Regions from separate parts of the Homo sapiens genome. Here region 2 is linked to region 1. A link is a contact called in ENCODE Hi-C or POLR2A ChIA-PET data. All regions are on one chromosome and are shown on one strand. Each heading gives the region's core, a stretch centred on a gene start or an enhancer-like site at or near the end of the contact. The rest is flanking DNA. Distances are from core to core; before and after follow the strand shown.

Region 1 (7,240 bases), core at 1,134-3,633:
CATGGGGAAACCCCGTCTCTATTAAAAATACAAAAATTAGCCGGGAGTGGTGGCACGCGCCTGTAATCCCAGCTACTCGGGAGGCTGAGGCAGGAGCGTGGCTTGAACCCGGGAGGCGGAGGTTGTGGTGAGCCGAGATCGCACCACTGCACTCTAGCCTGGGCGATAGAGCGAGACTCCGTCTCAAAAAAAAAAAAAAAAAAAAAAAAGAATCTCCTACCCTTCCCAGAGATTGCCATTGTAAACTTTCTGGGTTGTGTCCTTCCAGTGTTTTCTCTAAGCAAATAAACACACCCAACTCCCTTTCTCCCCAACCCAACTTTTTTGTGTGTTGTTTTGAGAACATAAAGATGATTATATCAATGTTATCACATTCTAGTAGTTTCTTAGCAGTGCGAATGAAAATTTTCATATTATTAGCTATTTTTATTCTTTTTCAAATTGCCTATTGATCTTTTGCAGATTTTTCTAAGAGCAGGCATTTTCTTGATTTGTTGATTTTTTTTTTTTCTTGAGCTCTAGACACTAAGAAAATGAAAGAAAGCATATACACTAAGGCTTCATTTGAGAAAACATTATCTCCAGTTTCCATCTTGAGCTCTCTGCCAGGCTACAGCTTTTACATTCATAACTTCACTGTTTTCTCTTTGGTCCAGAAAAGCTTTCCTTACCCATGACTGTATAAATAGTCATTATGGTTGGCAGCCACAGTTTCCATTGCAATGTGACAGTCTTGATTTTTCCCATGGAAAGTGTGGTATTTGTGTCCGGGCTATGAAATTGGTAATGTCATTCCTGTTTCACAGATGAGGAAACTGGGGTTCAGAGAGCGAAAGTGTGGTCCTGCCAGGAGTAGTGGAGCTAAGACTGAACCTCACACCTCGGGGCCAGCACCCAGGCCTGCTATGTCCTCTCTGTCCCTGACCTAGTGGGTAGCCAGAGCTGAGAGGACAGAGCAGAGCTTGAGAGGAACAATATTTCGTGAGGCATGTGAGGATTGAAAGCCTCATAGAGTCCTTCAGCCATGCTCTTGGCATAAGGACTGATGTGTTTATAGTGACTGGTGAATTGTCAGACCTCAACCAACCACCGTTCTCCACTGGAAGCTGATCTTGGAAAGGTCAGAGGTCCCGAGGGTCTGCAGGTGGGAAGGAGGAGACTGACATTTATTGAGCACCTACTTGGTGCCAGACACTGAAAGTATTAGAGATTAAGGGTGACTTGCCTCTGTTCTGGCCCCAAAGAAGCACCATCTGATAGAAAAATAAGTAGCAACATGGTATGGTAGAGTCTGGAATGGGGTTTACTGTGAATTGCGTAGGGCGTGGCAGAATTCACAGTAAAAGGTTTTTGGAAGAAGTGACACCATGGTGGGGTATTACTGAGCAAAGGGGAAAAGGAGGGAGGGAGAGGAGGTAAGAATATACAAGGCTCCGCTGGGCGCGGTGGCTCAGGTCTGTAATCCCAGCACTTTGGGAGGCCAAGGCAGGCGGATCACAAGATCAGGGAATCGAGACCATCCTAGCTAACACGGTGAAACCCCATCTCTACTAAAACTACAAAAAAATTAGCCGGGCGTGGTGGCGGGCCCCTGTAATCCCAGCTGCTCGGGAGGCTGAGGCAGGAGAATGGCGTGAACACGGGAGGCGGAGCTTGCAGTCAGCCGAGATTGCGCCACTGCACTCCAGCCTGGGCGACTGAGCGAGACTCCCGTCTCCAAATAAATAAATTAATTAATTAAAGAATACACAAGGCTCCACTGGGTTACTGGGTGTGCTGTAGGGAGATTTTATTGAATCCCATACTCCCATATTGGAAGAACACTCAAGCCCATTTACAGTGTGGGACTAATGCTGAGAGGTTGAGTCACATTGGCAGGAAAGAGCAGAGCCAGGAACTGAAGCTAGGTCTGTGACTTAGAGCCGGCACTCTTTCCACTGCAGAGGGGAGAGGTCTCAAGGCAGAACCTGGGGCTGTGCACACCGCGGGAAGGGCAGAGGCCCCTGGAAACGAACAGGAGCAGGAGGCCCAGGGCTGCGCAGCAACCAAGGAGGACACGAGGAAGGTGCTTGTGCCACCGGTGGAAGACGTGGCTTTGGCTTTTAGGCTCCCCTCGGGGCAGGAGCAGATCAAAGAGCCTAGCCCCAGCTTCGGTGGTGGGTGGGGGGTCCTCCCGGCAGCGGGGAGCGTGGGCACCAGCATCCTCAGCCTGCGGCTCCCAGGCGAGTGTGGGAGGGCAGAGCCCAGAGAATTGGAGGTGGGGCCAATGTGGGCCCCGCCCCCAACCATTGTGTCGGAGAGGGAAGTGGACGAGCTCCTCGGTAAGAACCAATGAGGATGTGGTATGCAAATAAGCAAGTGGAGGCCGCCAGCCGACTTCCTCGCACTGTGCAGCTGCTCCAGTGAGGGCGCAGACTGTACTGGCCTGTGCGGAGCAAGGCGGTGTTTCTGGTGAGTCTGTTGATTCTGGGCTGGGGTGAAAGCCAGGTTGCCCAGGGTTTGGGAGGAGGGCGGGTCGAGCACACGCAGATCCAAAGATGATCGGAGACAGGATTGTCCTCAGCGATTCCACCCCGATGACTCTGGAAACTGCCTGCCTGCAGACGCATGGGGGCCATGGAGCAGAGGAAGGGCTGGATGCATGAAGGAGGCGGGGTGCGGGGAGCGAGGGACCCGCAGACTCCAGGGCCACAGATGCGTGGACCTATTGGAGACCCTCAGGTTGTCTCCCCACCCCACGCAGAGAGGAATGCGCAGCTGAAGAGAGAGGTGGGCAGCAGGCCCGGTCACCTGCCAGGTGACCACATGGCCAGGTGCCGCCACCACTCGGGTTACCTGGCCGATGACGAGGCCAGCCACTCCATGTGCAGTGCACGGGTAAGTGTGCCCAGCAGGGCGCCGACCCTTGAGGCCACAACATGTTCCCCACCAACCCTGGCACCCAAGACCACAACCCCCATTTCTCATTGTCTATTGACTTCTCTGGGCCTCTTAGTGAAGTCCTTATTGCCTTGACTTCTCCTATGTCCCCCACTGCTTGCCCCTGTCACACTCAATTTCATTCCTTGTTTCCTCCTGACTTCCAGCGACCCAGAAGGTGCTTGGGTGGACTGGGACCCTAGAGTGGGAGCATGGAGTTGACTAGGTGCCTATGGCTCAAGTTGGAGAAACAGGCCCGGGTAGCACAGGGCTCAAGACCTCAGGTGTTGTCTGCACTCAAGACCTCAGATGTTGTTTGCAGCCCTGCCATGGATACAGGGATGGCCTGCTGCATGGACAGATGAGGAGCTGGAGGGAGACTCCGAGAGATTCATGATTGCTCATCCTGCCACGTGTCAGGGCAGAAGCAGGCTTGCAGACTCCTTAGCCAGGACTTGTGTGTGTGAAATGTAGGTGTTAGGAAAGCTTCGGGGTGACCCTGAATAGACCTCCACTTTGCAGATGAGGACATTGGACCTCAAGAGGGGCCATCTTGCACACTGGCATCAGGCTGTAGGTGGCAGAGCCAGGGTCCAAACCCAGGGCTTCCAGACTCCAAAATGCAGCTCCTTCCACTACTCACTCCCACCCAGGTCCTAGTGTTACCCCAGGGAACCCTTCACCTGTAGGGCACCCCTGCCCCCTGTGACATACCTGTCTGCTCAGGTGCAGCTGCCCAAGAAGCCACTGGTCCCAGAAATGCGGCCAGCCTGCAAGCCGGGCCGTGTGCCACACCCACCATCCACATGTGGCAGCTCAGCACTCCAGGGCCAACGCCGAAACAAGAGGCACCCTCAGCCCTTTGGCCACTTTCTGGATTTCCTAACTGAGAGCCAGGTCCTGGACAGCCTGGAGACAGTGGTGGAGAAGGCGACTGAGCGCATGGCTGCCATGAAGACGGAGGCTGGGGTGCCGCTTGTGGAGGTGCAGGACCCAGTGGAGGTGCCAAGTGGTGGACGGCGGGCACATGCCCGGCCCAGCCTCAGCACCGTACACCGGCACCGTGTACGGCCGACCCTCTGCACTGGACACCCCAACAACTACCCATCCAGCTCCAGCTCCATGTCCAACTGCCATAGCAGCCTCATGGCCGGCTGTCTGGGCTCCCACAGCCGGGACAGTGACCTAGGTGCCCAAGGCTCATTGCCACCTGTGAGGGACAAACTCCTGCTGGAGAAGAACCTCAAGCGGCTGCTACAGCTGGAGAGGGAAGGGGTGAGAGCCAGGGCCATGGCTGGGTGGGGTGGACTCCCATGGAGAGCCCAGGGCTAGGGTCAGCCCTGGCTTGGCTGCTCCTGAACACTTCACAGAGTCACCCTCTTTCTGCAGAAAGGCCTCAGTCAGTCCTGCTCCCAGAGGGACTCCCTGCTGTGGGATTCGCTGGGTAGCCAGACCAGCTTTCAGTGGACACAGGAGCAGCCCTTGTCCTGGTTCTCAGGGCTGCTGGGCTCAAGCTCTGGCGTGCCTGAAGCATCAGAGCCGAGGCCTGGAGAACAGGAGCCAATCTTCCGCAAGCGAGAGTTCAATAAGGAGATCAAGTCATTACTGAGCCAGCTGGAGTCCCTCGACCTGCCTGGCTACTGTCCGCTCCGTGAGCCCCATCGCACGCTGAACTTCCTGGCTGACCACCGCCTCTTCCCTGCCCTGCAAAGCGTGGTCAGCCAGGCTGTGGATAAGCTCCGTGGCGCCCACTGCCGCGACGGCCGTCCTCTGTTCCCCACCAGCTTGGAGCCCACCTCAGATCTGCCGCCTCTGGGCTCTGAGCCAGCTAAACCCACCAATGGCGGGCAGCCCTATGCTTCCCCCCGCCCCACAGTCTCCAGCCCCAAGATGCTTCAGAGAAAACGCAAGGACAGAGGAGGCTCCCCCTCCATGTCTAGTGCCCAGGTGGCCACCAGATTCAAACTCAAGGTGACACCCACGGAGAAGCCCAATGTCCCCAGCCCCTCACTCCACTCCAGGGAGGAGGCACCTGACTCAGATCCCAAATTACAAAACCCACCTGTTTCCCTGAGCTCCAGCCAGAGGGCCCAGCCCTGGCAGGGCCTGCACCTCACCCTGCCCACGCCAGGGATTGTGGTGGAGGTGGCCTGCAGCCAGGGCCACCTCAGGGGCCCTGTCACACCTCCACTTTCCTCCCCCTACCCCCGCTCTTCCTGCTACCTTCTCCCTGAGCTCTCTCCAGTTGCCTCTTCATCTCCCGCCTCACTGTGTCCAGAGGTGACCTCCTCAAAAGTAGGACCGGGCATGAGTTTGCAGGAGAAGGGCTCCTTGACCCACCACTCCTAGCAGCCACTGTCACTAACAGGTGCTCAAGGTCAAGGTCTCTTGCCCTGCACTGTGGAAACCTCCTGGGCAGGGGTCAAGCTGATGGGGGCCCATGAATCCTGGCCTAGCTATTACCAGGTGTTGTCACAGATAAATAAAGGCTATTTTTTATGCTGGGTATTTTTTCTAACGTTTGTATGTGAATCTAGAGACGCTCCTACATGGGGGTGGAAAGTCCCGTCCCTTGTGGACAGCAGCCCAAGCCCAGCCGGGGCCTTGCCTCCTAGGTCTAGCTCCCTTGAATCCAGCTGCCTCGAGCAGGACTCTCCAGTCCCTGGACTTTGCTGAGGGGAAGTTGCCCAGGGAGGATGTGTACAAGACGTAGGTGGCCTCACACTGGTGGGTCTCCAGCACGGTCCCTCGACCCTTTCCTCAGCCATCAAGGCCCCTGCAGCTGTCTCTGGGCACAGGCCTGGGCAGGAGCCTGCCCAAACCCAGTTGTCAAGGCTCAGATTAGCCTTACCCTGTGACAGGTCCCTGCCCTTGCCCCAGGCCCAACAGTTGTAGGAGGTGTGATGGCGAGGTGAGCATGAGAGTGGGCAGTTGAGTGCAACAGCATAGCAGGTGTGGTAAGGCTGTACCCTTCGTGTGGCAAATGTGTTTGTCACACTAAGGGTACCCATTCATGTTTGTGATGGGCAGGGCTGGCAGGGCTCTGAGGAGGGCACAGTGGCTGGAAGGGGTGTCACAGAGGGATGGGGCTGGCAGGTGTGACATGTGTCCCTTTCCCTCCCCGGCTGCTATGCAGAGCCCCTGCAGCAGCAGCAGGTTCACGAAGAAGAAGCCGCTGCCCTCCATCTCGTCGAAGTCCAGCATGTCTCACTTCTCCAACCGCCTTTATGAGGAGCTCGCCGACTTCCTGACCCAGCAGGCAGCCTCCTTGGTCATCCGCAAGTACGAGTTCGAAAAGGACCTCAGTAAGCAGCTGGGCTTCTTCTCCTTCCCCATCACCCACGTGCTCAGGGACCTTTCCCTGGGCTTAAAGAAGGTAAAAGGCTCCCGCATCCACCTGTCCTCGGAGACCCACCGGAGCTGCCTGCTGCGTAAACTGGAGGAGTCCAAAAGGGCCCGGCAGGCCTCCCGGCTCAGCACCTCCCACTGCAGCACAGAGACACCCTCTGTGCAGCAGGAACCAGCCACCCACACTGCCCAGGACCAGGCCACAGAGCCCTGCCGCTCCCTCTACACCAACTTGCCAGCCAGCCGGCAGCTCAGCCCTTTGGAGCCCAAGCTCTACATGTCTGCCTGCACCGGCATGGGTTCCAGTCCCCCCAAGTCCAAGGACATGGACAATGAGGGCCGTGATAAAGCCGAGATTGAAGATGAAGATGAGGATGAGTTCAAGGATGAAGACCAGGATGAGGACAAGGATGAGGATGGAGTCTAGAGCCTCCCAGAGCCTGGAGAGGAGGCCTCGGTCAGCCACTCCGTGGACGTGGGCCACGGTGACCCACCATGAAGTCCCCACTAGCCACTCGATTCCCTGCTCTGTCAGAGTTGCTGCACATCACACCAGCCCCTGCCAAGAGCAGGAGTCACCACAGGCTGAATGCCCACGAGGAGCTCTGCTGAGACTCTCAAGGGAGCCAGTGAAAGAAATAGAAATAAAGCCTGTGTTGCTGGGACACAGGTTTGCTGTCCTGAGATTTCAGCCGCCATTTTATTTATTTACTTATTTGTTTATTTATATTTAAGATGAAGTCTTGGCCGGGCTCATGCCTGTAATCCCAACACTTTGAAAGGCTGATGTGGGCAGATCACTTGAGGCCAGGAGTTGGAGACCAGCCTAGCCAACATGGTGAAACCCTGTCTCTACTAAATACAAAAATTAGCCAGGTGTGGTGGCAGGTGCCTGTAATCCCAGCTACTTGGGAGGTTGAGGCAGGAGAATGGCTTTAACCTGGGGAAGCAGAGGTTGCAGTGAGCCGAGATT
Region 2 (7,240 bases), core at 2,316-4,815, 930 kb after region 1:
CCGTCCTTGAGCCTTTAGTTCCAGCACAAGTCTCCCGGCTTCAACCCAGGTTGCATGTTCTCCCTGATCTCCCCAGGTGGCACCCAAGGATGAGGCAGTGCAATCTTGTTGCTCACTTCCCAGGACCGACACTTACCCCTAATGGCCCAAGCCCATGGGGCAGTGAGATCAAAGCCTCCTGGAGCTCATACTCTCTGACACCACTGGAAGTGTGGGCTTTTGCGTCTGATTACCCCGGGGAAAGGTTCTGAATGTAATCGTGGCTTTGGCAATAAGGTCCACAATGCATTAAGATTTTTTTTTTTTTTTTGGAGGAGGAGTTTCACTCTTGTTGCCCAGGCTAGAGTGCACTGGCACCATCTTGGCTCACTGCAACCTCCACCTCCTGGGTTCAAGCGATTCTCCTGCTCCTGTCTCAGCCTCCCAAGTAGCTGGGACTACAGATGTGGGCCACCACGCCCAGCTAATTTTTTTTCTATTTTTAGTAAAGACAGGATTTCACCATTTTGGCCAGGCTAGTCTCGAACTCCTGACCTCAGGTGATCTGCCCACCTCGGCCTCCCATGGTACTGGGATTGGGATTACATGCATGAGCCACCATGCCTGGCCTAGGGTTAATTTTTATTTTTGGAGACGGAGTCTCGCTCTGTCGCCAGGCTGGAGTGCAGTGGCATGATCTTGGCTTACTGCAACCTTCGCCTCCTGGGTTCAAGCGATTCTCCTGCCTCAGCCACTTGAGTAGCTGGGACTACAGGTGCATGCCACCACGCCCGGCTAACTTTCTGTACTTTTAGTAGACGCGGGGTTTCACAGTGTTAGCCAGGAATGGTCTCAATCTCCTGACCTGGTGATCCGCCCGCCTCAGCCTCCCAAAGTGCTGGGATTACAGGCATGAGCCACCGTGCCCGACCCTAGGGTTGACTCTCATACAAAGACAGCACGGGAAGTGAAATGCTCTTTTGTGGAAATGACCAGAAACAATAAAAGCGGCTCCTGCCTCTTCGTCTACTGTGAGGGACCTCAGGATGCAGCTCCCATCTGGCTCGAGTGACAAGGACAGAGGGGAACAGGGCTTCTCTGAGCACCTCAGACAGCTCAGGGGACCTTCTTACCCACAAACGCCTTCGTTCCATTTTGAAGCGACTTAGGCTGGCCTCAGGACCTCCAACGCTTGGATTTCTAGGTCTCAGTCACTTGTTGCCACGCACGTCTGAGAGTAATAATCAAAATGCTCCAAAAAGAAGAATACATGTATAATATTTACGAAGCAACGGCCTCCTGTGAAAACCTCCGCAAATACTGCTGAGGAAACTGACAACTGGCGACTCAATCCCGCCCTTTCAGTGCAAATCTCTGGCTCCAAACCTGAGCACCAGTGTTTCCTGGGCTGAACCAGGGGGCAGGAGGAACAACAGACCATGTGGTTGGTCACAAGTGACCCCTGTGGTCAAGGACCCTGACTACGGTCTTGCAGCGACATTTCTGCCTCTGCTCCCGCCTTCCTAGGACGCCTACGCCACTGCCTGGGCCGTCCCCAACCCCCAGCACCTTCAGAGGGGCCGAGTCCCAGAGCATCCACCGCATTACAAATGCGCACCCACCCTGGAGAGCTCCAACCACGAGCACCGCCGCCTCGGTTCAAGGCATCCTTACAGCCACAACTCCTCAACTGGGGCCAATTTTCCGGGGCAGGCGGCCCGGGGTGACCCAAGTGGCGCACATTATTTTCTTTGGTCTTCAACCCATTTCCAGAGAGAAAACAGGGACCCGGGACAGGGGTGGTGCTGGGGGCACAAGCCCAAGGTCACCCTGCGGGGAAGCGGAGGAATCAGGGCTCGAACTTACGTTTTTCCTCAGAGAGTTCACCACACCGCGAAGTTGCTGGAAGGAAAGAACGAGACAATGGCTCAGCTAAGCGCCCTAGCCGCTGCGTGGGGCGGGGGGGGCGGCGGTGGGGACCGGGGGGCTGGGCAGCCTGGTCTGACCAATCCCCGTTTCTCAGTCCTTCCAGGGCAAAATCTCACGAGATCCAGTGAGGTCGCCCAGAGAGTCGAGAGGGGCTTGTTTTCAAAGACTGGGAGGAGGAGGGGCAGTGGGGGAGGGGCAGTGGGGGGAGGAGCAGAGGAGAAGGGAGCAGGAGGAGGGGAAAAGGGGAGAGGAAGTTGGAGAGCAGAGGAGGCTGGGGGTGGGGAGGAGATGGGGGTGGGGAAGGAGGGGAGATGGGGGTGGGGAAGGGGGGGCGGGAGGAGGGTTAGGAATGGGGGAAGGAAGACAGGGTGGGGGAGGGGTGGGCATGGGGGAAGGAAGACAGGGTGGGGGAGGGGTGGGCATGGGGAAAGGGAGACAGGGTGGGGGAGGGGTGGGCATGGGGGAAGGGAGACAGGGTGGGGGAGGGGTGGGCATGCGGGAAGGGAGACAGGGTGGGGAACCGAGAAGAAAGACAGTGGGGGGGGATGGAGGAAGGAACACAGGGTGGGGTGGGGGGTCGGGATGGGGGAAGGGAAACAAAGAGTGGTGGAGGCGTGGGGATTAGGAACGGAGACAGAGGGTGGGGGAGGGGTGGGGTGGGGGAAGGGAGACAGGGTGGGGGAGGGGTGAGGATGGCGGAAGGTAGACAAGGCGGGGGAGGGGTGGGGATGGGGGAAGGGAGACAGAAGGGGGGGAGGGGTGGGGATGGGGGAAGGGAGACAGAAGGCGGGCCAGGGCGGGAATGGGGGAAGGGAAACAGGGTGGGGGTGGGGATGAGAGAAGACAGAGGTTGGGGGAGGGGTGGGGATGTGTAAGAAAAACAAAGGGTTGGGGAGGGGGAGGGAAAAGAGGCAGAGAGTGGGGGAGGGGGTGGGGATGTGGAAAGAAAGTCAGAAGGTGGGGGGTGAGGGGTGGGGATGGGTGAATACGTGATGGCTGCGGCCTTTCCCACCAGACAGTAGGGTGGGGGCAGGGTGGAAAAAGGGGGTGCGGTGGGCGAATGGAGAGGCAGTGGGGAGGCGGGGGGCTGACTGGGAGTGTGGGACGGGGTGTTCTGGGATCACGGAGACGTCCAAGTCTGGACTCTGTCCTGGGTCTGTGCTTCTGGCGACCTCCCTTTTCTTCAGTGGGATGCGGGGTGCAGGGGCCGGTTCCAGGGTCCCCTGAGCTCAAGTTCTCGCCCCACCCCGCCCCGCAAGTCTAGAAAAGATGCCCCTGGCCTTGGCTGGGTAATCTCTGGATTTACCTACTTCTGTAACCCCCCGGGCTGAAGAGACCACCCCCCGGGATTCAATTAACTTACTCTCTGGAGCGCGCGTTCCTCCCTGCTCCCGGGAGTCGGTTTCCCAGAACTTTCTGAGGCCCGCGCATGCTCCCCTCGACTCCCCGTGTTTCCACTCTCCACAGAAATCCACGCATTCACGCCCCTCCCCTCCCCCGAGCCTGCAGAGGACTCCGCCCTGCTTTCCCTACATTCAGGGCTGCTCCTTTTGTCGCCAATACAGACCTGTTGACAGGTCACGCCTGGGAAGCGGGTGGGGTGTCCCGGAGCGGTGCTGAGGCGCTGCAGGCCCGGCTTCTGGCTGCGGGGGAGCTGTACCCTGAAGCCTCGCCGGAACTCGCGTCTGGGGCCAGCAGGGGGCACTAGAGTCAACAGGGACTGTATGCAAAACCCACTTCCTCCCAGGCCCTCTAGGGGGATGGTCAGGCTTCTGCAGAGATGGGGAGGATCCTTTCCTGGTAAGGGGAGAGGGACGGGCTAGGAGCCAAGCGGAAGGACCCCGTGTTCAAGGCCCTTCAAGGGACGGGACAGGCGAGGAATCTCTTTGAGTCTTTTGAATTGTTTTATCAGTCAGGCCTGGGAAGTACTCCGCCTCCACAAACTCTGTTTTCCTGAAAGGGGTCGGGGGGGGGGACCCCAACATCTCCTGCCACAGGCTATGATGGGCATGGTGGCTAAGAGCAACAGGCCGCGTGGTGAGGCTGGCTTTTTGTGGCTCTGCCCTGCCATTCCCCGAGGCATCCCCATGCCAGTGAACAGAGCTGCGGGTTCCCAGCTGCACAGATGAATGCACGAACAAAACATAGGTCCATGCAAAGGAAGTCATTGCATTGATCCAGATTCGACCTGGGATTGTCGCATAAAACAGGGCTGATAAAAACCGTTGTGTTTTCACCTTCGAAACAGAGACTCAGCCTCCCCCTCTCTGCTTGAGGCATTCAGCAAAGGTTCGTCCTTGAGTGGCTGTGGATGCTCAAGGACTTACGATTTCTGACTTTATAAAGTTTAGGGTGAAAACAAAAAACAAAATAAGAAGACCATTGTTTTAAAGTGGCCGTTGTAGCTAATTATCTCAAGAAAGCAAACAGGCTGGTACTGAAAGTTACACAGGCGGGCGGCTCCCTGGGAGGGTTGCCCAGCTCTCCTTTTCTGAGACCTGAGCAGGGAGCAGCCAGAGGAGCTTGAAGGGATGGTGTTCAGGGCATGGGAACAGGCTGCACACATCTTCACGGAGTACGGTGCTTGTCCAGTTTGAGAAGGGAAAGAAACTGGGGCAGAGGGCTGATGAGAAGGCAGCAGATGGATAGTGCGGGATTGAAAAGGGGATCCATTTGAAGACTGGCCACCATTATTTATTTTCATCATCTGATTGCTGTTGCTCCATTGAGATCGATGCGTGGAGAACAAGTTGGGGAGTGGAACAAATGGCAGGGAGGGGAGAGAAGTGAGTGAACATGACCCTGGTCCAGCCTCATAGGACAGAGCGTGGTCATGAAGTCCACAGAGGAGGACAGGTAGGGAGGAATCATGGCATGGCCAGGTTGTAGGGCAAGAGGCAGAGAGGAGAGAGGATTGTGGAGGATGCCTGCGGAGTGCCGACTGTCAGTCGAGGCTGGTCCTTTATTTATTTATTTTTTTTTTTGAGACGGAGTCTCGCTCTTGCCCAGGCTGGAGTGCAGTGGCGCGATCTCGGCTCACTGCAAGCTCCGCCTCCCGGGTTCATGCCATTCTCTCGCCTCAGCCTCCCAAGTAGCTGGGACTACAGGTGCCCGCTACCATGCCTGGCTAATTTTTTTGTTTTTAATAGAGACAGGGTTTCACCGTGTTAGCCAGGATGGTCTTGATCTCCTGACCTCATGATCCGCCCACCTCGGCCTCCCAAAGTGCTGGGATTGCAGGCATCAGCCACTGTGCCTGGCCAAGGCTGGTCCTTTCTTTTATGGCGATGGGTGTTTGAAAGTTGCACATACCAAAATAAACTCACTATTTGTTGACCCAAAGTAAAACCCTGAGGGTATGAAAGGGAAGGGCTCATGCTTACATGGCTGAGATAAAAGCTGTCTCAGGAAGCTGGGTGTGGTGGCTCACCCCTGTAATCCCAGCACTTTGGGAGGCCAAGGTTGGAGGATCCCCTGAGGCCAGGAATTGAAGACTAGCCTGAGTGATATAGCAAGACCCCATCTATATTTTTAAAAAGGGTTGGCTGTCTCGGGACTTTTCGAAATAGCCCTGCAAGACATTCCTGTTTTGGAATCACAACAATTTAGATAAGATGCTTTTGAAAGAACACCTGCCTAGGCACAGCGTCTCCACCAATGAACTGATGCCAACTGTGGTTTTGAGTCTTCATAACCGGTGAACTGTTTGCAAGCAGCTTATTTAAATCTCTTTTTTTGCCAATACAACCTTCCCTTTGCCCTCCCCTCTTGAGATGCATATATGGCTTGCCATAGCTGAGCATCTTAGGTTATAATGCTTTTTCTCTTTTTTAATTTTTTTTTGTAAATTTATATTTATTTTTATATTTATTTATTTTTTGAGACAGGGTCTTGCTTTGTCACCCAGGCTGGAGTGTAGTGCATAATCGTAGTTCACCACTGCCTCCAACTCTCGGGCTCAAGCAGTCCTCCCACCTCAGCCTCCTGAGTAGCTAAGACAACAGGCATGCACCACCATGCCCAGCTAATTTATGTATTTACTTTATTAAAAATTTTTTTTTTTTGGTAGAGAGAGTCTCACTGTGTTTCCCAGGCTGGGCTTGAACTCCAGGCCTCAAGTGTTGCTCCCAACTCGACTTCCCAAAGTGCTGGGATTACAGGCATGAGCCACCATGCCCAGCGTATAATTTTGTATTCTAATTCCTGAATAAATTCAACAAATTTGGAGGTGTTTTTTGTCTGATGGTTCCTTTTGGTCGACAACTGGAATGGGAGAGGAACAGTGTGAGGGCAAACATCAAGTGCTTTGCTGAGCTCCGGGTGCTTTTTTTGGATAAGACACAGAAAATACAATAAGATGTCTGTAATGTTTGATTTTTTTCCAGGTTTCTTGAGGTATAATTGACAAATAAAAATTGTATGGATTCAAGGTGTACAATTCATATACATTGATCCACATATACCTTGTTTGATGATTAATCAAATTAGTTAACACATCTTTCACCCCAGCAGTCAATGTGTGTGTGCTCTGTTAGCAAATTTCAATTAATAATATAGCATTATTAACTATAGTTACTATGCTGTATATTAGAGTCTCAGGATTTACCATCTTATAACTAAAATTTTGTAGCCTTTGACCAACATCTCTCATTCCTCCCACCCACAGCCCCTGGGAACTACCATTCTACTCTGCCTCTATGAGTTCCACTTTTTGTGTTTCTTTTTTCCCTTTCCTTTAATTTTTTTTGTATTTGTTATATTACCAAACCATGTCAAAAGAGTTCCACTTTTTAGATTCCACATATTATTAGCTCGTACAGTATTTGTCTTTCTGCATCTGGCTTATTTCACTTAACATAATTTCCTCCAGGTTCATTCGTATTGTTGCAAATGGCAAGATTCCCTTCTTTTTTATGACTGATGATGTCTGTCTGCAATATTTGAAAAAAAAATGCAGATCACGTGAATGATTGTCTAATGTAATTCTATTCATGTAAAATTGTGTATGACCATAACAGTCACTCATTCATTGCTTCGAGTTCTTTACAATCGGATGCCATATTCCTGGGGCTCTGCTAGGCCTGAAATGGGGAGTAGGAGTTACAAGGTTCCTGGGATATCAGTAATTCATATTTGTGAATGTCTTAGATAAGTGGGCTAACATGTACAGAAAATGGTCACTAAAATGATAACACTGTTTGTTATAAAATACTTTTCTGTATTCTCTTGAACTTTTTTTTTTTATCATTTATTAGACTGCTTCAGCTGCCATAACAAAATATCACAGACTGGATGGATTAAACAACAAAAATTTATTTCTCACAGTTCTGGA

The links. A loop is a pair of places that touch in the nucleus more often than their neighbours do. ChIA-PET counts read pairs that join two places held with the same protein, here RNA polymerase II (POLR2A). Pooled maps may share reads with other maps.
Region 2: a loop to region 1 is called in a map of K562, with 3 times the contacts of the local background. The contact joins the promoter of PRAME here to the promoter of CCDC116 in region 1. A Hi-C loop is called at or near these places in 1 of 168 maps with a recorded cell type or tissue (K562) and 1 of 50 pooled maps. POLR2A ChIA-PET finds 5 or more read pairs at or near these places in 1 of 52 experiments (K562).

Annotation. Positions count from the first base shown.
Region 1 is chr22:21,630,377-21,637,616 of GRCh38, forward strand. It overlaps CCDC116 (coiled-coil domain containing 116), which reads left to right and starts at 2,384. Exons shown (of 5, transcript NM_152612.3): 1 at 2,384-2,451; 2 at 2,744-2,877; 3 at 3,646-4,194; 4 at 4,309-4,890; 5 at 6,056-6,953. The coding sequence starts at 2,806. The coding sequence ends at 6,694. RefSeq lists an enhancer at 2,116-2,615.
Region 2 is chr22:22,555,700-22,562,939 of GRCh38, forward strand. PRAME (PRAME nuclear receptor transcriptional regulator) reads right to left here and starts at 3,566. Exons shown (of 6, transcript NM_206956.3): 1 at 3,272-3,566; 2 at 1,846-1,881; 3 at 1,113-1,210. The coding sequence starts at 1,133. LL22NC03-63E9.3 (a long non-coding RNA gene) reads left to right here and starts at 3,644. Exons shown (of 3, transcript NR_027426.2): 1 at 3,644-3,708; 2 at 7,164-7,240. It also overlaps IGL. RefSeq lists an enhancer at 3,483-3,777.